Linked DNA regions of Mus musculus: regions 2 and 3 are each linked to region 1. The links are chromatin loops, found by intact Hi-C in ENCODE. Cell type or tissue: left cerebral cortex. All regions are shown on one strand.

Region 1 (8,000 bases):
TAAAATAAAGAACTTTATGAATATCACAAATAGTACTGAAAGAGCAAACACATTAGAGTAAATGCATGCTTGTAATCAAGTAATTATGATATCACTAACAAGCACTGTCTTATATGGAGCGAGGTTCTCTTTCCAAATGCTTACATTAGGTTTACTGGCTGTGTGTAGGTCAGAGGGCACTCACTGAGCCCTGTCACCAGCCTTCTTCCCAGAACTCACTCTTCTGTCACTACTCCTCTTCTTCTGCTTCTCTTTTCTTTTTCTCTCAGTCTGATCTTTTTGGTGTCCTTTTCTTCCTTCGAACACGTGTGTACATGTTGGTGTTCCTCGTCTCTGACATTGTTCTTGTCGCCCCTCAGTCTGTATCCTTTTCTATCTACTCCATGTCACTGGGTACTTTCTGTTGTCATCTGCTTATTCACATCATTAAAACCTTTCTCTAGCCTATTCTCTCTCCTAAATTCTGAATACTAATATCCAAATCCACTAGTATTTCAGGAAATACAGGGTTACCACATTTCTAACCAATATTAATTCATCAATTTAAATTTAAACGCTAACTTTCCAATCAAAGCATACTAGAAAAATACGGTGTACTTTTACTGGGAGGAAAAACACAGTGTAGGTGCACTCCATAAGTTATTATGGAATCAATGCCCACAGCACCACCATAAAAATCACAAGAACATTATGCCCCAGCAATCGTTTCTAACACACTCTCTCTTCCTTTCTTCCAAGGACAGCCATCCTGACATAGTACGTAACAGTAACTGGAAAGATAAAACTGCACCTAAGACCTCACTACGGAAAACACAGTGCCTGTCGGTGACACTGGAAGAACTACAGTCAGAAATGAACACTGTTGTGAATGGGACAGAAAGTAGACAATAAGTTGCTAAAAGGAAATACCATATGGCCTCAATATATTCCAAGTATTTAAGGTATGGAAGGTAAACCTATTTAAATGTGGAAGAGTGGACAAAACAGTCAAACACTCAGGAAACAAACAAGAACAGAAGCAAGTAGGCACACACTATGAAACAGGGCTGAGAGCTGCCCCCACTTGTGCTTATTAACTTGAAAAACAATTTCAAGCCATCGTAGCTCCTAATACACAATGGTAAAATGCAGTTAGTAGTTAACAGGAATGAACACCACCAATACAGAATGGCTTTAGAAAAAAGGGTGACTTTTAAAGCATGGGTAAAGACTGGTTTTAACTAGAATAGTGTGTGTGTGTATGTGTGTGTGTATGTGTGTGTGTGTGTGTGTGTGTGTGTGTGTGTTTGCCTTGGAGGAGGAGCAAAAATAGGGAAAAGTTGAGGATGCCATTTCTTATAGTTTTATTTATTTCTGGAAAATGAGAAATATGATCACCTGCTAAAAATTGGCTACATAAAAGGTTCTACAACATAAGAAAAAGTGCAGAAGTAAGACTGTCTGGGGCTAAGAAGAGCAAAACAAAAACATTGCCTATCAAACTCTGAGCACCCATATAAGTAAGTTTCCAATGAATAAAATTTCTTTAAATTGCCGGGCAGTGGTGGCACATGCCTTTAATCCCAGCACTTGTGAGCAGAGGCAGGGGGATTTCTGAGTTCAAGGCCAGCCTGGTCTACAGAGTGAGTTCCAGAACAGCAAGGGTTACACGGAAAAACCCTGTCTCAAAAAAAAAAAAAAATTAAAATTTAAGTAAAAGTATTTTAAAACAGTCTGCTTTATCTAGAGTCCAGAATATAAAATTTCTAATGAAAATAGAAATCATACCTAACACCTTGAAAAGTGTTGTGTACCGTGTCCTCCTTGTAGTGGTACTGCTATTAATATTCCTTTTAACAACCTACAACTGGGCTCTGTCCATCCCAAGCCCTGTTTACTGAGGTCATCCAAATCTATTCATTCAAGCAGTATGTGAAACGTAGCCAGACAAACTGGCTGTCTTGTTACTTGCTACATGAAAACCAATGACATGTGACTAGACCTACACTGGGTTCATGAGAGGGAGAGAGGGACGAACACGTGCAACATGAGAGCAGGAGGGGAGACAAGAGAGAGGAAAGAGAGCAGTAAGAGGAAGGAGGGGAATGGAGGAGGGAGGGAGGGAGGGAGGGAGGGAGGGAGGGAGGGAGGGAGGGAGGTAATGTGGTGCTAAATTTGGCTCAGTGGTTAAAAGCACTGGCTGCTCTGGACATGGGTTCAATTCCCAGCCCCATACAGGAGCTCAAAGCTGTCTGTAACTCTAGTCCCAGGATCTGATGCTCTCTACTGGCACCTGTGGAGAACAGGAATGAAGATGGTACGCAGACCTACACAGAAGAAAACACGCAGACACTTACAAAACGAAAAACACGTTTTGAAACTAATTATATATTAACGTAAAATGTTTTTAATTTAAAACCAAATAAAATAACATCTGACATGAGAGATGGGGGGTGTGCATGTGGATGTACAAAAGAACACAAACGAAAGAAAGTAACACACTGATGTGTAACACACTGATGCACTGTTTCAGACCAAAGACAGTATTTTTAAGAGGACAAACAGAAGAAATTTTCCAAGTAAGACTCTATAAGCAAGACTTCGACTACTGAACACTGCTGATAATCCATAAAGACAACCTTTAAAGGTCTATGAAGAACCAGACAATATGCTATACTATCAATGTTCACAGACCTGTCCAAGCTTAATCCTGTGCCTTACTCTTCCTGTGGTCTAAATAAAAGTCACCTGACTCCTACAGTTAAGGTTACACTCCATTAAACAGGGCGACCAGAGTGGAACCTGAGTTAAGGTGAAGCTCGTGATTTAGCTGCTTCAAACCATCTAGTACAAGCCTCCACTTCAGATTAAATGACCCTGTGTGGTCTGCAGCGGCTAACCCTAAACCCCACCACATCTGACCTCATCACACGTCCTAACCCATCCCCTCCATCGTCCATGCTTCTGCTTCTTCACAGTCAGATATTCCAAAGCAGGGCCCCTGCCTTTGCTTTTTCTATACAGACTGCTCTTGTGTAAACCTTTCAGATTTCCATAACCTTGTTAGTAGGGTGCTCTCTTACTAGCCTCCTTACACCCTACTAAACACTTGGAAGTAATCCACCCACATAATCCTTCACAAGGTCCTTTTCCCTGCTTTCCTCATTCCCTTCATCATTCGCTAACTGATGGGTAGGGGTGTCTAACTGACATCTGTCCAACTGTAAACCGTACAAAGGTTCTGAGTTTTATCTCCTTAAGACATTACTGTACTGACAGCAGTGAACAGCATATAATAAGCAGGGCACACATAACACTGCTGAATAATTAAATTATCTGGCAGAAGAAAAACAGTAAAAATAGTAACCTGTATGTAAAGAAAAATAAAATGATAGTATATAGATGCTTGGGTGATTTCACGGTGACTTCACTGTCCCAATCACTATGTGAGACTTCCACCAGCACAGCTCCCCTCCCTCAGTCTCTCTAAAGCCCTGGGACCCAGGGTTGGGCACACTTCTGCTGTACTTCTTGGCTGTTGCCTTATGTCAGGGCTTCATTTTACCTGTGATCACCTTTGTCCCTCAAATTTTTTAAACATTCCCAGTTATATAGATACAAAAAGTAGACATACAAACTCAATATATAGTGATAGTAGGTAATAATGAAATTTAAGACAGGTCTTTGGCACAGTTATTTTTACCATTCATTAAAAATGAAAGTAAATTTGCACAGTAAGATATACAGGTTTGTTTATTTTTACATAAGGAATTAAATCTTGGCTGGATATCTAAAAATGCAGGACATAGCAATGTCAACATTATTCAAAGTTTACCAATATTTTGATTTTATAATTGTGGAAATGCTGTTTCACCCTAATATATAGTATAAAATGTCAGACGTATAATTAAGGCCATTTTAGAAATTATTGGAAACTCTGTCCTAAACCCAAGCCAAAATCCATACAACTTTTTATGAAATTTGTCAGCAACTCAAATTTAAATATTATTAACTTTTAAACATTTAAAAATAGTAAGTTTAAAAAGCAACTACTCCAATACAATACATTCCAAAGATGCACTGGTTTGATATTCACATGTGAAAGAATGGCAGTTGTAACATCCTAGTGGTCATTATTTTCCATAATTAAACCATTATGTTTCTACAGCAGTAGAAACATTTAACTGTAGGATAAAAACACTACAGTTGATAACACACAATGGCCCCGTCCAGATCTGAACTGAGGCCCTTTGAGTAATGTTCACTGGGGTTGTAAGTGGGAGCTCTCAGGCAGTACATGCTGCTAGTGTAGCTTCAGAACCAAGGATGCAGTGAAACTGCACAATGCCACACAGGTTAGCACTGCCACAAACACCTAGCTCACTGATTTTTTTTCCCCCTGTAAAACCTACATTCAATTGTATGACATTATGGGGTTGTAAGCCAAGTTTAAGCCCATGTTGAAATATCCTCAATAGTCACCAGATGGCAGTATTGAAACAAACATATGAACTTTTTAAACCATCTTTGAAAAACACCAACAGTAAAAAAAAATTAGCCCAGTAGCTTTGTCTATTAAAAATTTAGATCATGGAATAACTTCTAGACACAAACTTTATTATATCTTACATAAGGAACATTTTGAGATTTCCAAATCCATCACTTGAAATACTATCTTGTAAAGCCTAGTGAAAATTAAGATAAAAAAATCTGAATAAGTACACAGCAAGATCCAGTTTCAAAACAAAAAGGTATATTAAGAAGTATCTAATTCATGTAACAATGACACTAACAAAGAGCAGTCACTCTGAACATGAGACAAGAGAGAGAGATAATGCTTGCATAGGTCTTCCAGGCCTGAATGCAAAGTGTCTGTTAAACATGCAAAAGAAAAGTAACTGGCCTACAAGTCACTGTTCAATCCACAGTGCGTCATAGGAGCCTACAGCAACTCCCGAAATCAGGAAGTCCTGAGTGCACGGGCAGAGGAGTAGGCTCCCGGTTAACAGGTCAGGTCTAAGATGACTGAGGGGACAAAGGTTTTGGGAATGGACAGTGGTGATATGGTTCTACAGCACTCTGCGTGTATGTAATTTTAGCACATTAACAAAATAGCCCCAGCTGTTTTACCTGCCCCATTCTCACAAAGCAGATGACTTAAGCATGCTATGCCTTGATTGCCCTTACTTTGACCCCTTTATTTTTACCTGTGTCTATGAAACTCTCCCCCTGGGCTATCTTGTATGGGGACTACTGACTAAATTTAGAAAAGCAACTGAAGTGCTCCACAAAAATCAAAACTATTTAAATCGACTATTAATAATTAATTTTTACTGAAATTAAAATTTCACTATTTCATACTTACTGTGCCCACATTAAAAAAAATTGAGTTTTCTTATCTAGTGTCATAAAAATAACTCACCTTAACAACTTTATTGCAAGACAAATCTAAGAATTAAAAATTGTGCATTGAGTACTGCTTATTCTCAAAGTTAAATCCACTTCTGACACTACTTCTCTCATCCAGGAAGAGCACTCTACATGAACCACCATAAACTTCTCTCAAGTCTGCCCCGTGAAGTGACAGCTTAGATCTTACCTCTTTGAGTCTCCCAGAGATTTTTCAGGACATTGCTTGTCCTGACCCTTTCTTCTCCAATAATCAGGTAAATATAACTCCAAATTAATTTTCCCACAGATAGATGCAATTGAAAGAACTTAACTTTTAGCAGATGTGAAGCATGGTTGAAAATACCTATTGCTAAAGCCTTCTGCTGTATCTAAGTACCTAAAGGTTAACGGCTGGGTCCCAGCGTAGATGGCTGGAAACTGGACTATTCTCAGGCATGGTATCGTGAGGGAAACGAAGTGATGGCAAGAGTACAGTCCCAGGTGGCTGGAGACATGGCTCAGTGGTTATGAGCTTGCTGCTCTTCCAGAGGCTCTGAGCTGGTTCCCAGCACCCACACAAAGCAGCTAGCTCACACACTCCCATAGCTCCGGCTCCAAAAGATCTTCCAGCCTCCACGGGCACCCACACACTCACACTGCACCCAAACACACATGTACACATAAATAAAATAAAAATAAATTGTTCTAAAAAAATGGTTGAACATGAGGATCACAAGAATTGCTACATTTGAAAGCATCCAATGCATCCAATGTCTGGTAAGTGCCCCTGCTTGGCAAGCACCCTACTGTACCAGTGAGACTAAGGAAAGGCAGTGCATTTTCAAAAGTAACTGTGTGATGAAAACAAAGTACACAGGAAATTAATTAGAAAGCAATTATATACTATTCATATTATCAATTACATAATCAAAGTCCTAAAGTAGAAAAGACTGGACAATTTACTGTTTCCAGTATTATGAGGAAAATGGACTGGCTCCTAGCCTTCACTATAGAAAATCCATATGTATTTGATAGTGTTCAGACGATACTGAGAAAACTGAACGCTGTAGAACAACATGTTCTCCTGTGGCCAGGTTAGTCTTCCATCTCAGTTTTACCACTCAGTCCTTTTCCCTACTAACTGCCTTCATCACTTCAGCCCCTTCCAAATCCCTCTGACAGTTTATAGTTACACTTTTAACTCCCAATCACTCTAAAGCCTTGTAAAATAAGCATTTCTTGAAATTGAAAAATTGTGTTAGAGAACCATGTTTATTTCCAAACAGGATAATCAGTTACTTACTCAAAGCCTCGTCACCTAGATTCTATAATCTGGGGGACTGTAATCAAGTGTAACTAAATTGAACTATTTTTATCACTTATTCAATAGCATCTACAATTAGGTACAATAGTAAAATTAATGGCAAAAGAAAGTTAATAATTAGGTTAATAAAGATCACTTTCAGTTTTCACTATTTTCTATTTATTTTTTTCATTCATTGTTCATTTACTTTACATCCCGCTCACAGCCCTTCCTCCCTTTTCCTAGTTCCCAACTTTCTATGTCTTAATTGGATGGCATAAAAAATAGAAATGCTTGCCAAACTGAATTTCCTTAATGTTTTACTACATGTATTTACTATATATGTGCATGTGTGCATGTATGTCATCTTTCGCATGTACAGGTCAGAGAGCAGCTTTTGAAAGTTGGTTCTCCCTCCCTCCCTGGGGCTGAACTCAGGCTGTCAGACTTGGCAGCAAGCACCTTCACCTGCTGAGCCATCTTGCTGCTCTGCAGAATTGAAACTCGATCCTAAGAAGCTGTGAGTCTTCTCCCTTTCCACGTTTGAGGATTACCTGAGAGCTGTCTAATGTCAGTGATCCCCTCCTGCCTCAGTCATCCAATAGGATTGTCCAAATCATGATTCCCTTGCTCTTCCTTTGACATCACCTCCACTTTAGTTTCTTTTACATGTCTAACTCTGGATGTTTAAAAAATACCACATGCAATCTCTTACATGTACTGACACCCTTGTGTCTTTGTCCTTTAAATTTTTTTTCTATACACTACTATCAGATTAATCCTCTTGAAATATTTTTATCCAGTTACTCATGTGGCTCAACATTTATAAACCATACTCCAATGGCTAACTGCTACATGCTGGCATCCAGTTCCCTTCTCCAACCTACCTGGCCATTCTATCTTTCTTCACTCCTATCCATGGACTGTTTATAAAGGTTTTTGTTGTTTGGTTTTGAGACAAAAATGGTGCTGCTCACCAGTTTGTTCAAGAATTATTTTAAACCTTAGTCTGGCTGGACTAAGTGCACAAAACTGCAATGAACATGAAGGTCTTGATATCTTGATATTCAGAGCTAAAATGTAACCCTGGCTGCCCTTGACCTTGCAATCACCTTCATGCCTCTGCCTCCTGCATGCTCACAGGCACGAGCCAACACACCTGGTCAGAGAACACCTATGCTCTCCCTCCAGAGCACTCTCATTCCTGAAAGCCCCTTCTAGCTCTCCCCTGACAATCAGCAGACTTAGTCTCCCAACTCTGGCATTACTTTGGGCAAGACCCTCGTTAGTATAAGGAATATAATAACAGACACACTTAAAGTTGCCT
Region 2 (8,000 bases), 250 kb after region 1:
ATAGCTACTGTCCACAGCAGCCAACGTCCACCTCCGTCTGCATCTCGGGCTCTAAATCAGACTATTCTCAGACCAGGAGAGCAGATTTGATCTCTCAGGCTAACTCACCAGGAGGTAAACCTGACCTCCTAGCTCCCCTCCGCCCAGAGATTCCCCGCACCCGCACCCGCTAGCCCCGCCCCGTAGCCTGGCGCGTGACGTCACCGCGCTGCGCCCTGTCAGGCGCCGCCATTGTTCCACCGGTAAGACCCAGGTGTGGGTCCCCGGCGCCATGAGCAAACGCAAGGCGCCGCAGGAGACCCTCAACGGCGGCATCACGGACATGCTCGTGGGTGAGTCCCGGGCCGCCCTCCGGCTCCTCTGCTCAGCCGGGCCTCGCTTCTCCCACCCCCCCCCCCGCGGGTCGCAGCGCCCCGGCTGCGTCCGTCGCGGCCGCCGGTGGAGGAACCCGCCCACACCTCCATCCCGGGACCCGCGTTCGCGGGGGTGTGTGTACTTGTGTCCTCGAGCCCTTTGTTGTCTTTTCAGAACTCGCAAACTTTGAGAAGAACGTGAGCCAGGCGATCCACAAGTACAATGCGTACAGGTACGTTGTTAGCCGGCGTTCCAGGACATCCTAGTTTGCTGTCACTTAGCAGGGATGGAAAGCCGGTGCCCAGTGGTTCAAAGCTGAGTGGCACTTTATTTAACCTATACAGGGTTTTGGCAGGGCGTTATAGGGTTAATTCAGGAGACTGTACAGTTCCGACTGAAAATAGGTGTCTGATGCATATATTCCCACCATTAATCTTGAATTGACTGGAAATACAGTTTAAAAAACATAATAAACAACAGTAGACGAGATCTGAACTGTGAAATAGATGTAGTTCAGGAAATCGCCTTTCCTTCTGGATGGGCTGTCACCTTCCTGAAAACCAGTTGCCTGCCTATCACTACAAACCTCAGCGGGCACCTTCTCCTGGCCGCTCTTCCCACAGTCAGCTACTTAACCTATAAGCATCCCAAAGCCCCTCAGCTTCTAACAGTAAAAGTAAACTATCCTTGCTTTCCCCAAGCTAGCCCTTACAGCCTTACAGTTAGTGTTCTCCTATAGTCTGTTCCATGCCTGGATTTCCTCATTTGAAGTCGAATTATTATTATTATTATTATTATTATTATTATTATTATATGATTATTTGGGGGATTATAATTACATCATTTCCCCTTTTCCTCTCTCCAAACACTTCCATATATAACCCTCTATGATCTCTCAAATTCATAACCTCCTTTTTTCATTATATATATATATGTGCACATATATATACACACATATTTCGATACACATACATACACACACACATTTTCCTAAATACATAAATACAATCTGTTCCAACTGTGTAATGCTACTTGTATATTTTCAGGGATAACCAACTGATGTGTTAGGAAAGACTGTTTCCTGTAGTTCTTTGTGTAGGGTTGAGGTCCTGACCACTGTGGTGTGTCTGTCACATTCTTCCTTGTTCAGCTCATGTCTGGGCAGTCATGTTAGTAAGACCTTATGAGCATAGCTTCTGACATTACTGGGCAACACAGCCTTCCCGCCATTTCCCTGATGCTCTGACTCTCACAGTCTTCCCATTCCCTCTCCACAGTGTTCCCTGGGCCTTAGGCTTAGGAGTTATTTTATAGATGTATCCATTTAACTTGGCTCCATAACTCTGCATTTTGATTGGTTGTGCTTTTCTATAGTGGTCTCTGTTGCAAAGAGCAGTTTTCTTGATGAGAGGTGAAGGCTACATTTGCTGTGGGTATGTGAAGGCTACATTTGTCTGTGGGTATAAGGATGAACGTGTAGACTGTAGCTAGGGATTGTACTGCTTTGGGAAAGTGGTGGTTGTAGATTCTTCTCTCAGACCTATGACTTTGCTAGCCCTGGGTAGTTGTCTAGGTTGCTGGTAGCAGGTATGATTTACTTCCCTCTTGATGAGTGAATCTTAAGTCCAATTAAAGAGCTGTTGGTTACCACTGAGATATATGTGTCCCCACTGCACCCTTAGAGTTAGCATGCCGTGTAGGTCATTGTGCGTCATAGGTGTCATAGCTGTGTAGGACTGTTGGTGGATTCCCCCCTTTGGAAGCTTGCGTGGTGCCTTCTGATACCATGAAAGCCAGTCCTCAGAGAAGGGAGAGTTCAGGGCAGTGCTAGCTCAGAGGCCTCAGAAATGCATTATTTCTTCAGCAATAGGAACTTACCTTCTACTTCTTTGGTGGCTTTTAGGGTACCACCAAAGGCGTTACCAGTAGCCTGTATGTTTGTTCAAGGTGATAAATATGGTCCTGTTTTTATTCCACTACTTGAGGACATCCAGTTTTCTCAGCACCATTTGGTGAAGATGCTTTCTGAAAATACATCCTGTGTTGGATGATGATTCAAAGCATATACCACTTTCTGGAGAGTCAGGAGCAGCCACCAGGCTGCTGCCACCTAACTGGTGCTGTAACTGTAACTTCAGAAGGCCATTCCATCTTTCTGTCAGACCAGCTGCATCAGGATGGCAGGGAATGTTGTAAGGCCAATGGAGCCCATGAATGTGGGCCCACTGTTGCACTTCTCTGGCTGTGAAGTGGATTGTTTGGTCAAAAACAATCCACAGATGGTAGCTTTGGCAGAAACATTACGTGCTGGAAAGGCAAATCTATAACCAGAATAAGAACCTACTTCAGTAAGGACAAAGTGTTGTCCTTTGCACAGAGGAAGCAGCCCAATGTAGTCAACCTACATGAGGTCACTGGCAGGTCACACTGGGAAATGGTGCCACATCTGGGGCTCGGTGTTGGTCTCTGCTGTTGGCAGATTTGGCACTCAGGAGTAGCTGTAGCAAGGGCAGCCTTGGTGAGTCTCAGTGCCTGTTGTCTTCCCCAGACGTCTTTCTCACCAGTTTCTGGTCTGCTCCTTCCAAGTCCCTGAATATCCGTCGGTCAGTTCTACACAGTAGGAAACCATCTTTCTTTGTAAAGCTTGAATGTGGATATTTGGTAGTATGTGAATTTCAGTTTAATTGCTGGATTTTCAGTTGTTTCTTTTTCTTCCTCTGTATGTATGTTTTATAGAAAAGCGGCATCTGTGATAGCCAAGTACCCACACAAAATCAAGAGCGGAGCGGAAGCTAAGAAACTGGTGAGCTTAATGAGCATGTAGTGAACCCTGTCTTTTGGAGGGGGTGGGGAGAAAGAAAGAAACTGGGTCATGTCATATTAGTGTGCATGCCTGAGGTTTAAACAGGCCTGGCCGGATGGTGCAGTAGATAAAGGCTTGCTGCCAAGCCTGCTTGCCGAACCTGACTTCAGTCCTTGGAACTTCATGGGAAAAGGAGAGAAACGACTCTGGCAGTTTGTCCTCTGACTTCTGAGTGCGTGCTCTGGCATGTCTGCATTCACTCTCACGAATAAATAATAAAGAGGACCAGTAAACAGGAGGCTTCATCAATAAAGTTAGACTGAGACAAGACACTATGTAATGCCTGTCAAATTATGAATAATGCATGTGGGCAGAAGTGTTTACTGCGGGAGGAGTATTCGCTGGCAGTCTTTCTGAAGGATCATTTGACAGCATATGTATATACCATCCCCCACCTTGTCTTTTGAGACAAGATCTCATTATGTAGCCTTAGGTGGCCTGGAACTCAGAGACCCCTGTCTCAGCCTCAGTAGGCCAGGACTAAAGGTGGATCCAAGGAGTGTGTATCTTTTGACCCAGTATTTTCACTTCAAAGATTTTGTCCTTAGAAGACCAGTGGAGCTACTAAATGACAAGAATTGGTTAGTTTATAACTTTGAGCAAGTGTATCCCTCAGAACTGGGAAATGCAGTACAAAGAGGAGGCCTTTATTCTTTCATGTTTTACCTTTGAGAAGAACACTATCCAGTTTTGCAGCCATGAGCCTCCTCTAGCTATTGAATTCTTAAAGTGTGGTTACTGTAGCTGATGAAGAAGCTAAGATCTTAGGTACATTGAGTTAGGCCTTGTGGGACGTGGTGTCTGCTCCTGGTTCTGTGTAAGGTGTCTTGTACAGTCAGTACTCGATGGAACTTAGAGGTGCAGGCGCTGCCCTTTCTACTCACCTCTGACATAGCAAAGCAAGGACTGGGGGGGGGGGGGGCTAGGATTGGGTTTTAATGGTGTAGTTACTTTTAATTTTTAAACTTTTAAAAATTTATTTATATATTTATTGGTTTTTCAAGACAGGGTTTCTCTGTGTAACCCTGGCTGTCCTAGAAGTCTCTCTGTAGACCAGGCTGGTCTCGAACACAGAGATCAGTCTACCTTGTACTGGGATTAAAGGTGTGGACCAACACTGCTCGGCGCTTTTAATTTTTTTAATTAAAAAGAAATTTTTGTTACATATGTGTGTGTGGCTGTGTGGTTTATGTGCACCATGTGCCTGTGGAGGCCAGAAGAGCACATGGGATTCCCTGGAATCGAAGTTGCACACACACACAATTGTGAGCCACTCTGTAGGAGCTAGGAACTGAGCCCAGGCTTCTGCCAGAGCAATAAATGACCTTAACTGTTGAGCTATCTCATATATGTACTTTTCCTTAACACACTTGATTTCTTTTACCAATAAATACTGCAGTGTTTTTCATGACTGCATATTAGTTCATTGTAGGAATTTATTGAACATATCTTACTGGTGAACCTTCGTTTTCAAATCTTTGACCTAATTATAAAGCTGCCATGAACTACTCCTGTTCTAAAAGACAGTCTCAGTTAAATAATACAAGCGAATGTTAGAGGATGAGAGTAAAGGTGATGTTTGTATTTAATTTTCAGGGCCATGAGCCTAAGCGATCTTGATACTGCGTATGTAACTTTATTTTCACATTTTCCTTTCTCTGTTAGTTACAAATTGTTTGCATTCATTTATTTGGGATATGTACAAATACATGCATGCAGTGGTGCCCATGTGAAGGTCAGAGAACAACTTGCAGGAACCAGTTCTCTCCTTCCACCCTGTGGGTTCCGGGGGGACTAAACCCAGGGTATGAGGCCTGGCAACAAGTACCCTATCCCACACAGCCATCTTGCCAACCCATTTTTCTCAGTTTCCCTTAATAGAAGTAAGGGGGTGCAGGGGGAAGTATGGGGAACATGTCCGGGGCCTCTCACGAGCCAGGCAGCCACTTTCCTATTGATGTGCGTTTCCAGCCAAGAGTGCTGTGAAGTTACTTACTAGTTCTTCTCTGTCAATCCTTTAAGCACTTTGTTCTGGGGAGGGTTCAGTTTTCTGTACCTTTTGCTTCAAAACGTGTCCAGTAATCACTTGTTTCTTACTCCTCAGTGTTTGTCTCTTGGGATTTGGTAAGCATTGTATTTATATGTCTTCTTTATTTTTAATTTTTTGTATAGCCAGGAGTAGGAACAAAAATTGCTGAAAAGATTGATGAATTTTTAGCAACTGGAAAATTGCGTAAACTGGAAAAGGTAACACTTTAACTTGGTTTCTTGTCCTTCCTTATGGCCTATAGCGCAGTGATTAAAGTACCTCATTTTAGTGAGACTCGGGAGGGAAAACGATGATTGGACCTTACGGTGTTACTGAGGCGAGGAAGGCCCCTGGGCAGCGTAGTGAGGCTGTCCCAAGAGAACAGCCTCTTCTCCCGCCTCTGTGCTCTGTGTGTGGCTTAGGACACGGCTGGCCGGGGGCGGAGTTCCTCTCATTGTACCCTCCACAGTGATTGCAAATTTGGATGAGAAAAAGTCATTATCATTCACGTGTCTATATCTGTGTATGAACGCCCCTGAGCAGCTTTTATGATTTTTGTTTGTTTTAATTCTATCATTTCTGGCCTTTTACAAAGAGACCTTTTAAAAATATTAGAAAATTGAACACTGTGGGTATTAAATGGTACTACAAAAATAACTAAATGAGGTGATGTATTTATAATTAGCTAGATCTTGTTATTCTATAACATGCATAAAAAACAACCCCCAAAATCCCATGTATTGAATAAATTAGAGATGAGAAGTCTGTAGCTACTCTGTTACTACTCACTAACTATTCAGGCCCTGTGTTCTCTGCAAACACAAATACTTTTTTGCTTTATTTTTAGCATACGGGTATATTTCTAATAAGATAATTTCAGTTCACAAAGCATTCTTAAATGATTTTATGATTTTTCTTTTTCATAAAGATTCGTCAAGATGATACAAGTTCATCCATCAATTTCCTGACTCGAGTTACTGGCATTGGGTAGGAACTGTTTCCTAACAGACACGGCTGTAAAGTCGGCTTCTTTTCATGTCAGCCAAACTAGATATGGAGCCTGCTGCTTCCTTTCCAGGCTTGCCCTTCCCTCCCTCCCTTCCTCCCTCCCAATGTCAGCTCTCATCCTCCTCCACTCCAGTACTTACTTGCACATCTGTCTTTTTATTCAGACTGTATATGCTGCTCTGAGCATGCCTAAGTATTTTCTTTACAGCACCTTGTGAACTTGAACAAGAACTCAGCCATTTTTAAAACTTGGGCTTGTAAATCTTTATCTTAATATTAATTTTAGGCTGGCCACAAAGGGAGCGTCTTGAACACTAGGCACATGAAAGCCTAGTGGTGAGATGTTAGGTCTGTGGTGCTTTGCTCTCCTTTCATCTGCATGGGACAGAACATTCCTGTAGAGGTACAGTAATTGTCCCATTGAGTGACCTTTATTAAAGTTTTAAACATGGGAAATTGGAAAGCAGCGTGACTCTGCAGAGATTCAAGGCTACTCTAAAATGTCTATTTGAAGGGAATTTAGAGAGTTTGGTATAGCACTCTTCTGAAGTCCTTTAGTTGATATATTACCAGCTGAAGTCCTTTTTCAGGACTCTGACTCCCTGTTCAGTGTTGTTTCTTCCTTGATGAATTAGCTCCTAACATCAGTGTCAGTTTCTGTACCACGTATAGTATGATGTTTGCAGAGTCTCCCAAACTACTGTGTGTGTGTGTGCGCGTGTGCGTGTGTGCGCGTGCGCGCACATGTGCATTCCTTCTTGTCTCTGTTCTTACTCTATAATACTGAAAGTTGACACAGTGTGAGTGCTTCAGGAATATGGGTGCTGTCCCTATTGCTCCTGCCAGCTAAATTGCTTTTCATAACACATCACTTTATTGTTGAGCAGTAACTGACTGCAGTGATAATTTATAAACCTAAAGCAGGTTTTGGTTTTTTTTTAAAGATTTATTTATTTATTATATGTAAGTACACTGTAGCTGTCTTCAGACACTCCAGAAGAGGGCGTCAGATCTTGTTACAGATGGTTGTGAGCCACCATGTGGTTGCTGGGATTTGAACTCCAGACCTTTGGAAGAGCAGTCGGGTGCTCTTACCCACTGAGCCATCTCACCAGCCCCTAAAGCAGGTTTTATGATTGGCTTTTACTCATTTCTTTTTTTTTTTTTTTTTTAATTTTTTTTTTTTTTAAAGATTTATTTATTAATATATGTAAGTACACTGTAGCTGTCTTCAGACACTCCAGAAGAGGAAGTCAGATCTTGTTGTGGATGGTTGTGAGCCACCATGTGGTTGCTGGGATTTGAACTCTGGACCTTTGGAAGAGCAGTCGGGTGCTCTTACCCACTGAGCCATCTCACCAGCCCGCTTTTACTCATTTCTAATAGCGATTCATTGTGCTTGAGGAAGACCCAAACTTGCCTCCATGGCTCAGTGAGTGTTATAGCTTGTGGCTCCTATGTATTGCTCCGTGGTATTGTATATGACCCTAATTGTATATGACCCTGCTGCAAGGAAGTTTGTAGATGAAGGAATTAAGACATTAGAAGGTAAATATGATAGAAGTCACTAAGTCCAAGTTAAAATCTCCAGGAAGGCCATCTTGGAAATCCTATTCAAATAAATGTAAATAAATGAATGTAAATGCAAATAAAAGTGTTTTCACAATTAAATCATTCAGAATTACTAATTTTCTTCTTGAACAAGTCAAGCTCCAAGGATAGTTCTTATCCATGGAAACATCATGA
Region 3 (8,000 bases), 190 kb after region 1:
AGTCTGAACTCAGAATTCTAAACAGAACTTCAGATCTGTGACCAATGCTAAAAGCCAGGGTACCCTAAGACTAAAAACCAAGCATCATTGCACTTATCCACATCTATCAGATTAGGGTAAAAGCATTAGATAAAAGCAACAGCATCCATCTTTCTCCTGCCTGAACATACCTTATGATCAAGGACAGACATCTGTCACCTTAAAGGAAGAGGATGACAAAAGGTATTCCAAGCAAGTGGAGCTGAAACACAGACAGGCACACAGACAGGCACACAGACAGACACACAGACAGACACACAAACAGGCACTCAGACAGGCAGGCAGACAGGTACACAGACAGGCATGCAGGCATGCAGACAGGCATGGAAACAGGCAGGAAGTTAGGCACACACAGGCACACAGATAAGCATTCACACAGGCACAACAACTTTAATATATGATAAAGTAGACTTCAAACAAAACTTCATTAGAAGAAAAGGGAAGGACACTACATCATTAAAGGAGAAAAATCCACCAAGAGGATATTGCAATTCTAAATATTTATGCACTAAACACAAATGTACCCAGTTCCATAAAAGAAGCCTCTACTCCAGACCTGCTGGAGTTATCAACACCCCAGATTTAAAATTATACTATGCATCTATGGTAATAAAATTAGCATGGTGCGATGGTTTGTATATGTTTGAGCCAGGGACTATTGGCATTATTAGGAGGTATGGCCTTGTTGGAGTGGGTGTGTCACTATGGATGTAGGCTTTAATATCCTAGTCCTAGCTGCCTGGAAGCCAGTAGTCTGCTAGCAGCCTGCAGATGAAGATGTAGAACTCTGAGCTCCTCCTGTACCATGCCTGCCTGGATGCTGCCATGCTCCTGCCTTGATGATAATGAACTGATCCTCTAAACCTGTAAGCCAGCCCCAACTAAATGTTGTCCTTGTAAGAGTTGGCTTGGTCATGGTGTCTGTTCACAGCAATAAAATCCAAAGTAAGACATTTGATATTGTCATAAAAACAGGCATATTGATGGGGTATAATTGAACACCCAGACATAATAACTCCACATGCCTACAGACACCTGATTTTTTTGACAGAAAGGCCAAACTATTCTGTATCTTCAAGATAGAAATGTAAGAGGACGTGCAAGGAAGGGTGAATAGAATATAGTGTCATAAACAGGAAATCAGAATAAGGACCTAATGGGAAAGGGAGTTTCAGTTTCAGATCAACCTGGGCTTCACAGCAAGACTGCCTCAGAACCAGAATGCAGCTGCCTGTGCCAGCTCTCCCAAAGGTAACCCAAACCAAGGAGAAATGGCTCTTCTGTGTGGCAACCTGTCACTAACTAAACGCAGTTGTGAATGAGACCTCCTTACAAGAGGGCATGTTTACAGAGGCTGGTTCCGTCTGCAGCACTGTGGAAGGATTGGAATGTTACAGAGGCTAATTACCTCATCTGGAACACCCATTGCTACCCCACCTCTGTGTCAGAGCTGACGTTCTGTGGCTAAGAGATTAAAACGAAAACCCAGCTTTTGAAATCTATTAACTTGGTGGGCTAACACCTTCCAAACACTCAACCCAAAGCTAAGAGTGTCATCCGAGAACATCTGATGATTCACAGACTAGCTTCCCCCATCTTGCTATAATCATCTCTCTGAGGTCTCCATTGATGCATTTCAAACTTACCTTGATTTAGTCCTTAAAACTGTACAACGTCTTAAAACTTCTTCCATGTTGGAACATTATATTCATACATGCTTCAGAATAAACTATGATCTTTTTATTCCTTTGAGGAGGTGAGAGCTGTTTCTTTGGATGATACAGTGTACCCTTGATTCCCACTTCCACTTGTATTTGTGTCAAGTACAGGAATCTTTTACCTCAAAATAGGAAGTGAAATAACTACAAGGTTATTGCAGTTGTCCTGACTGGAATGGAGGCTAAAGAGTCTCCTGAGCTCCTCTTTCTGACTTTTAAACTGCCGACATAACAGACCCCGAGAAACTGTAATCTCCCCCAGGAACATCATCTGAGGCCACGTGGGAACCCGTGTAAGAAAGCTGTGACTGTCCCGTGAGCTGTGGTTGGGGCAGAGTGCAGAATGTTCTTCCACAAGTGGCCTTCTAGAAATAATTGCAAACCCCATAAAAAGTGGATGCTCTCAAAAGGGGCGACATGAAGGGTATGGCTTGGGATGTCCACGTTCTCTCTGTGGGAAGGGTGGGGTCCTGGGAGGAATATTCTTGGCTTTTTCCCACAGGTGCAAGGATGATAAGACATAATACCAAGTGTTTTTTCACTTGCTGTTCTTGTATTTGCTTAAGCTCTCTGTAAACATCATCTCATGTTTTGCTTGCTTTAATAATAAAAGAGTGAGAAGTTCTTTATTTGCTCTATTCTTGAGTTCAAACGCTTAGAGTCCCCAGGTTATCCCACAAAGATCTTTGGCTTTCAATCCAGGGAGACTTTGTTAGCCTTGCTGGTCGCTGTCCGCTGCTGGGTTCGGATCTAAAAAGCCAGTAAATGTCAGAAGCCTGGAGCCACTGTGCCACCTTCAGAGGAGCAGAGATTTCACACCGTCTGACAAACGCCACATCATAGGAGAAACTGGAGCCTAGACAACGATGGTGGACCAGAACATATATTGAGCATGACTACTTAGTTATGTATACCACTTGCCTTCCACTTAAACCCAAACCTCATGGCAGGACCCCAAAATTAGACTTGGATCGGCAGAGGTATGGGTGAGAGAGATTAGATCGCTGTCTTTCCCCAATGTAGTCACATTGAATAAACCTCTTTTTCTCCTTTCCATTGGTAATTGTATCGTGAATTAGGCTATGGGAGGTGAGCGGCTGAACCTGGCTTGTTAGAGGCAGGGGTGGATGCTGGTAGGCGTGTGGGGTGTCCTGGTGGAGAAGACAATACCCAGCCTCTTGACCTAATAACTAGTAATTTCTTTATGCTCCCAGTGCTCAAACTCCATTTTTGATAGACAGTGCTAGTTTTTTGTTTTGTCTCTGTACTCTTCCCTCTCCTCCCTTCCTCTTTGAGGGGGATGGTGGTGTGTTACTTTCTGAGGAGCATCAGGATGGTTGATTATTCTTAATACTGAACCAGGAGCGGTGGGAGGACAGGGAGGCAATTCTTAGGACAGCCTCTAAGTCAGCACTAGTCGGGGCTCGGCAGATTCTCCCCTTATTAACTGCCTAGCCAGTCGGATCAAGCTCAGCCTAAAAAGTGCCAGGGTGAAGAAGAGCTCTCCAAGCCGCCAGGTCCTGCGCCGCCAGGTCCAGCACCTTGGCTGGCTGTGGCTGCGTCTCCGAGAGCCAGTGGCTCGCGCGTCCCCTTTAAGAGCCGTCTAGTACCCGTGACGTCAGGGCAGGAAGTGTTTGAGGAAGTGGCGCTGGGCTGGCTGCGTGGGGACCCCGAGTTTTCATGTCCTCAGCGGGTGTCGCTGGCGGCCCCGCGGCCCCCGGGGCAGGTGAGTCCCACGCGAGGGCGGCTCGCGGCGCGTGGACCGGCTCACCCGGGTGTGCGCTCCGCCTCTCCCCGGGGTCCGTGGCTGCGCCGCGCCCGATGCTGAGCGGACCCACCGGTGGGCCCGGCCGCCGCAACTTTTATTTGTTAACTACACCGGTGTCCTAGCCTCCCCTTGCAGGGCAGCAGCCACTGCTGCTCCCAGTTGCTTCTTGAGCTCCAGTGTTCTTCTTACTCTCAACTTGTCCTCTCTCCCTGCTTGCTTCTAGAGTTAGCAGGGCATCGATATGAGCTGGTCACCGTCCCTCCCAACCCAGACATGTGGAGCCTGGGAAATGAAAGAACGCCTGGGGACCGGGGGATTTGGAAACGTCATCCGGTGGCACAATCAGGTAGGGCTCTGGCACCAGGAAGGTGGGTGAGCTTTCTTGGCGCCTCTTCTGACCTGGCCCGGTGTGAATGGGTGGATCCCTGCCTAACCTTGGCGTTGTCCAATGGGAGCGTAAGAAAAAGGACTGCAAAGGGGATCTGTGAGCTGCTAAACTGACTCTTTTTAAAAAACCTTAATAACCATGCCACTTAGAAGGACACATGAGGGAGTAAGCTGTCATTCCAAGTATTTTGAAATTATATTTCTACTAATATTTAGACTAGCACGTAATACATTACATTGTGATAAATGTTGTAGAATACAGGCAGTGTTAAAAAGATGAGAGCAATAAAAAACATTTTAAATAACTTTATTTAAAATATTTTAGGTAGTTGATAACCCCAAGGTTTTTCTCTTCTCTTTCTTTCTCTCTTTCTTTCTTTCTTTCTTTCTTTCTTTCTTTCTTTCTTTTCCATGTGCCGCCATATAATGCTGAGTGATGTGGACTGATTTCATTTTTGGATCTAATTTTTATTCCTATTATTTTAGTCCTTATGTGTCTGATGTGCGTTGCTCATGTTAAAAGTTTGTGTTCTTCCAAAAAAAATTTGGGGGAGGGGGCTGGCAGTAAGTACGCTGAGATTCTTGGCAGGACTCTCTCTAGCTCGGCTGTTTACTGTGGGAGACTTATTTTATCCGATTTGGGTAATGAGTTCATCACAGTGCCTCAGGAGCACACAGTACTTGTGATGTTTCCGCTAAAGAGTACTTACTAACCTCAGGATACTTGAGTATCAGACGTGATGTGTGACTATCAAACTTGGGGGTCATGGCCTGTGCCCTAAGCTGAGTCCTCAATAAGCCAATTAAAATAGGCAAATTAATAGTGGAAAGCAAGGGATTCATTCACTGAGGTCACATTAGGAAGAAGGACAGACAGATCCCCCCCCACCAAGTCCATCTCCATGATCCTAAAATTAGGTTAAGGTCTAAATAGAACGCCAAGGATACTCACATCTAAGCAGTACTGTGGTCCAGCCTACCACTGGCCTGGTTTTGTCATCCTGTGAGATTTTTCTGAGAATGTGTTAGAAATCTGTAACCCAGAAGACAATTTCCCCCTCTGGCTGGGAGCTTTTTCTCTCCCAACATGAAATTTCTGGGGAATTTCCCATCTCTCTGGCATCCAATGTTTAAAAGTATCTCTTTAGAATATCTTCATTTCTGCCAGACCAGTTACTCAACCTCCTGATAGACCCCGCGGGGAGTGCTGTCTGGAGGCCTATTTTTCTATTTTAGGATTCCAGTGTTGGTCAACAGTTGGAAAACATACCAAAACGAGAGGCCACCCTTCTAGGGAATCCTTCCTAAAGAGCTAAAATCAAGGTCTTGACTCAGATTGAGTGGTCCAGGTGAGAGACCAGCCAGGTTGATCGTGGTGATGACAGGGAGAAATAGGCAGACTGAAGAGATATTTAGGGGTTAGTGTGAACAGGACTTGGGTGGATAGAGAGGGCAGGGGCTGGAGTTGGGGAGGAGTACTGGCTGAAGAACCCGCCTGCTTAAACCTGGACATCCTCTGCTGTCTTCATGGACTGATCTCGGGGAAGCCTGGGGGCTGCTTTGGGTGCATAAAAGCAATCTTTAACCCACATCTAAGATCAGAAGATGCTGCATGTCTTCTGTTGGACACGCCTCTGTTCCGGGCCTCTGGATGGATGCAGCTAAAATATGCTAGTTGTACTTGGCGCCAGACATCCCCTTGCTACTTCATACACTGTCTCTTGTCTATAGGCATGAGAATATTTGTAGCTGTCACAGAGAAGTTCCTTGAGAGGCCCTGAGTCAGAAACGTGGCCCAAGAACCAGGATCACTGATGTAAATACATTACATGCCGAGATCGGGCTAGGTTTCTTACATGCTGGGTCTGTTTGGCGTTACCATGAGCTGCGTATCATCCTTACCTTTCTTACATGCTTTCATACCAGGGTCAACAGCTTTAATTTCTGTTTTATAACTGAGGAATTGGAAGCACAGGGGAGTTAGGTAATATATTGAAAGAAGCCATGCTTTTAACACATCTATTCCGATCCAGATGCTACACCCGCACTGTGGCTTCTTCTAGATGGAACTAGAGTTTAGGACACATCCTGCATATAACCGGCTATTTTGTAGGTACTATTTGGTTCTTCGCAACCAACCCAAGCCATTTTGAAGCACCAAGGAAAAACTAAGGGATACTCAAATGTAGCAGATGACGCTACTGCAACTCCCTGGGTTCCAGATACACACAGTGTGGCCTTGTCAGTCTTTGTTGCCTAGGTGCACCCCTAAATCTCACTGAAGGCTCAGTGCAAACCGTTTGTGCTTCGGGTAGGCTACTGTTTGCAGCAGACCTTGAGAGACAAAGAGAGAGGAAAAAGATACAACTCCGGGGACCTCAGCCTCCAGCTCCTTTTGAGGGTAGACAGGGGAAGGAGCCACACACTCTCCCCACCACATAGCACTTGGTTGGAATCCTTACTGTCACCTTGCTAATTCATGCATTTGGGTCACAACTTCTCGTTGAATGCATAAATAGACCCTCATTGTGACAGGAAGTACACCGTGGAAACATCCCAGGATCCTTTGCAACTATTACGTCATCAGTGTGCTCTAATAGGAAAGAGCCTGGCAAACCTGGGGAATCCGTGCTGGGAAATAGAGACCATGCTGGTTGTTAGAAGGCAAGGGGTTATCAGTTATTCTTCCTGTGAAGTAGCGCTAAGCTTTTCTGTAAGACTAAGGTCACTTCCGTTTGCAGTGTGGTCTTGGAACTCAGTTCCCAGTGAGGACTTATTACGAATGGGCCTGAGCTCCGTGCAGGCAAATGAAGAGATGACACCAACCTTTATTTGTTTTTACCTACATTGAATGAATTCTTAAAGCTATGACTAAACCGATAGTCATAAAGATATGCTCATGTGTAAAAATACTAATAACTAATGCTCATCAAGAATCCTTATCAATTGCCTGCTGCGTGAGGCAACAACACCTTTAACCTGTGTGCCCACCCGGGAGGCAGAGGCAGGCCAACCTTCGTGAGTTCGAGGCCAACCTGGTCTACAGAGATAGTTCCACCATAGCCAGGGCTCCATAGCGAGATCCTGTCTCAAAACAAAAACAAACAAAGTCCAAAGCAGGTGCTGGCTGTGACAGGTACTCTGTCCCTATTTTCCTGCTTCATCAGGTTCTTGAGAGGAAGTGGACTTCAGACGACCTGTCGGGAAAGGAGACACTTGAGTGGGTAGAGCGGCGTGTACGGAAATGATAAAGTCATGGCTTGCCCAAGGCTCCCTACGGATGAGACCCTTCATTTTCTTTTAATTGGCATGCCTGGAAGGGCTGAGTTTTTCTCCATCTGTGATAAAGTGCCAAAGGACCGCTGGCCTCTGAGCCCCATGATTGCTTGCCCAAGGAGGCGGCCACACTTTTCTCCTTAGAGCCTGGCCTGGCCTCTGTGGGTGAGATGGGAGCCCACCGTGTCATTGTGTGTCTGTTGCAGAGAGACTGAAGAAGCTGTAGCCCTTTGTCATAGGGACAGGTTGTGTCCACCACTTGTTATGTTGGGAATAAAGATGAATCTAGACCACTTTTTTTTTTAAAGAAAAATTATTTATTTTATTTTTTGAGATTATAATTACACATTTCTTCCCTCCTTTCCTTTCTCCAAACTCTGTCATCTACTCCTTCTTGTTCTCTTTGAAAATATGGCCTCCTTTTTCATTAATTACTGCTATACACACACACATATATATGTTCCTAAATACATAAATACAACCTGTCCAGTCTGTATAAGGTTATTTATATACATGTTTTCAGGGCTGACCACTTGTTACTGGATAACCAGTTAGAGTGTGTCTCCCATTCTGAGCGTTCCTTGGTTACCTGTACTTATTTGTGTAGGTTTGAGGCCTCCTGGTTTTCCCCTGTCCACGTTGGCATGTCCATTACTTTTGTTCTTGATCAGTTCATGCTTAAGCAGTCTTGTTAGCAGGACTTTATCGATGTAACTTCTGACACTGCTAGGAGAGGCATTCCCATAGCAACCCCCCCCCCCCCCCCCCCCCCCCCGTCCCCCGTCCCCCTGGCTCTCGAATTCTTTCCGAGA

Evidence for each region. A loop is a pair of places that touch in the nucleus more often than their neighbours do. Peaks named below come from ENCODE experiments on the same cell type or tissue, not always from the same donor. Only the 100,000 strongest peaks of a DNase experiment are listed, where the experiment ranks them.
Region 2: it touches region 1 in a loop (2.3-fold over the local background); 11 of 42 quality-filtered maps call a loop at or near these places.
Region 3: a loop joins it to region 1, with 1.9 times the contacts of the local background. A loop is called at or near these places in 5 of 42 quality-filtered maps.

The regions. Positions count from the first base shown.
Region 1 is chr8:22,892,760-22,900,759 of GRCm38, reverse strand. All of the region lies in intron 3 of Kat6a (K(lysine) acetyltransferase 6A), which reads right to left. Among named protein-coding and RNA genes, the nearest start is that of Gm46036, 36 kb to the right of the region's middle. In left cerebral cortex, a CTCF peak has its summit at 4,452 (motif pointing right); a DNase peak (open chromatin) is centred at 4,432.
Region 2 is chr8:22,645,646-22,653,645 of GRCm38, reverse strand. Polb (polymerase (DNA directed), beta) reads left to right here and starts at 209. Exons shown (of 14, transcript NM_011130.2): 1 at 209-332; 2 at 529-586; 3 at 3,091-3,157; 4 at 5,390-5,464; 5 at 6,175-6,233. The coding sequence starts at 272. In left cerebral cortex, no CTCF peak of the experiment used is centred here; DNase peaks (open chromatin) are centred at 174, 2,478, 2,779 and 3,186; H3K4me3 peaks cover 2,070 bases; H3K27ac peaks cover 1,022 bases.
Region 3 is chr8:22,701,953-22,709,952 of GRCm38, reverse strand. It overlaps Ikbkb (inhibitor of kappaB kinase beta), which reads left to right and starts at 3,370. Exons shown (of 22, transcript NM_001159774.1): 1 at 3,370-3,483; 2 at 3,749-3,871. The coding sequence starts at 3,767. In left cerebral cortex, no CTCF peak of the experiment used is centred here; DNase peaks (open chromatin) are centred at 3,363 and 3,746; H3K4me3 peaks cover 1,471 bases; H3K27ac peaks cover 1,190 bases.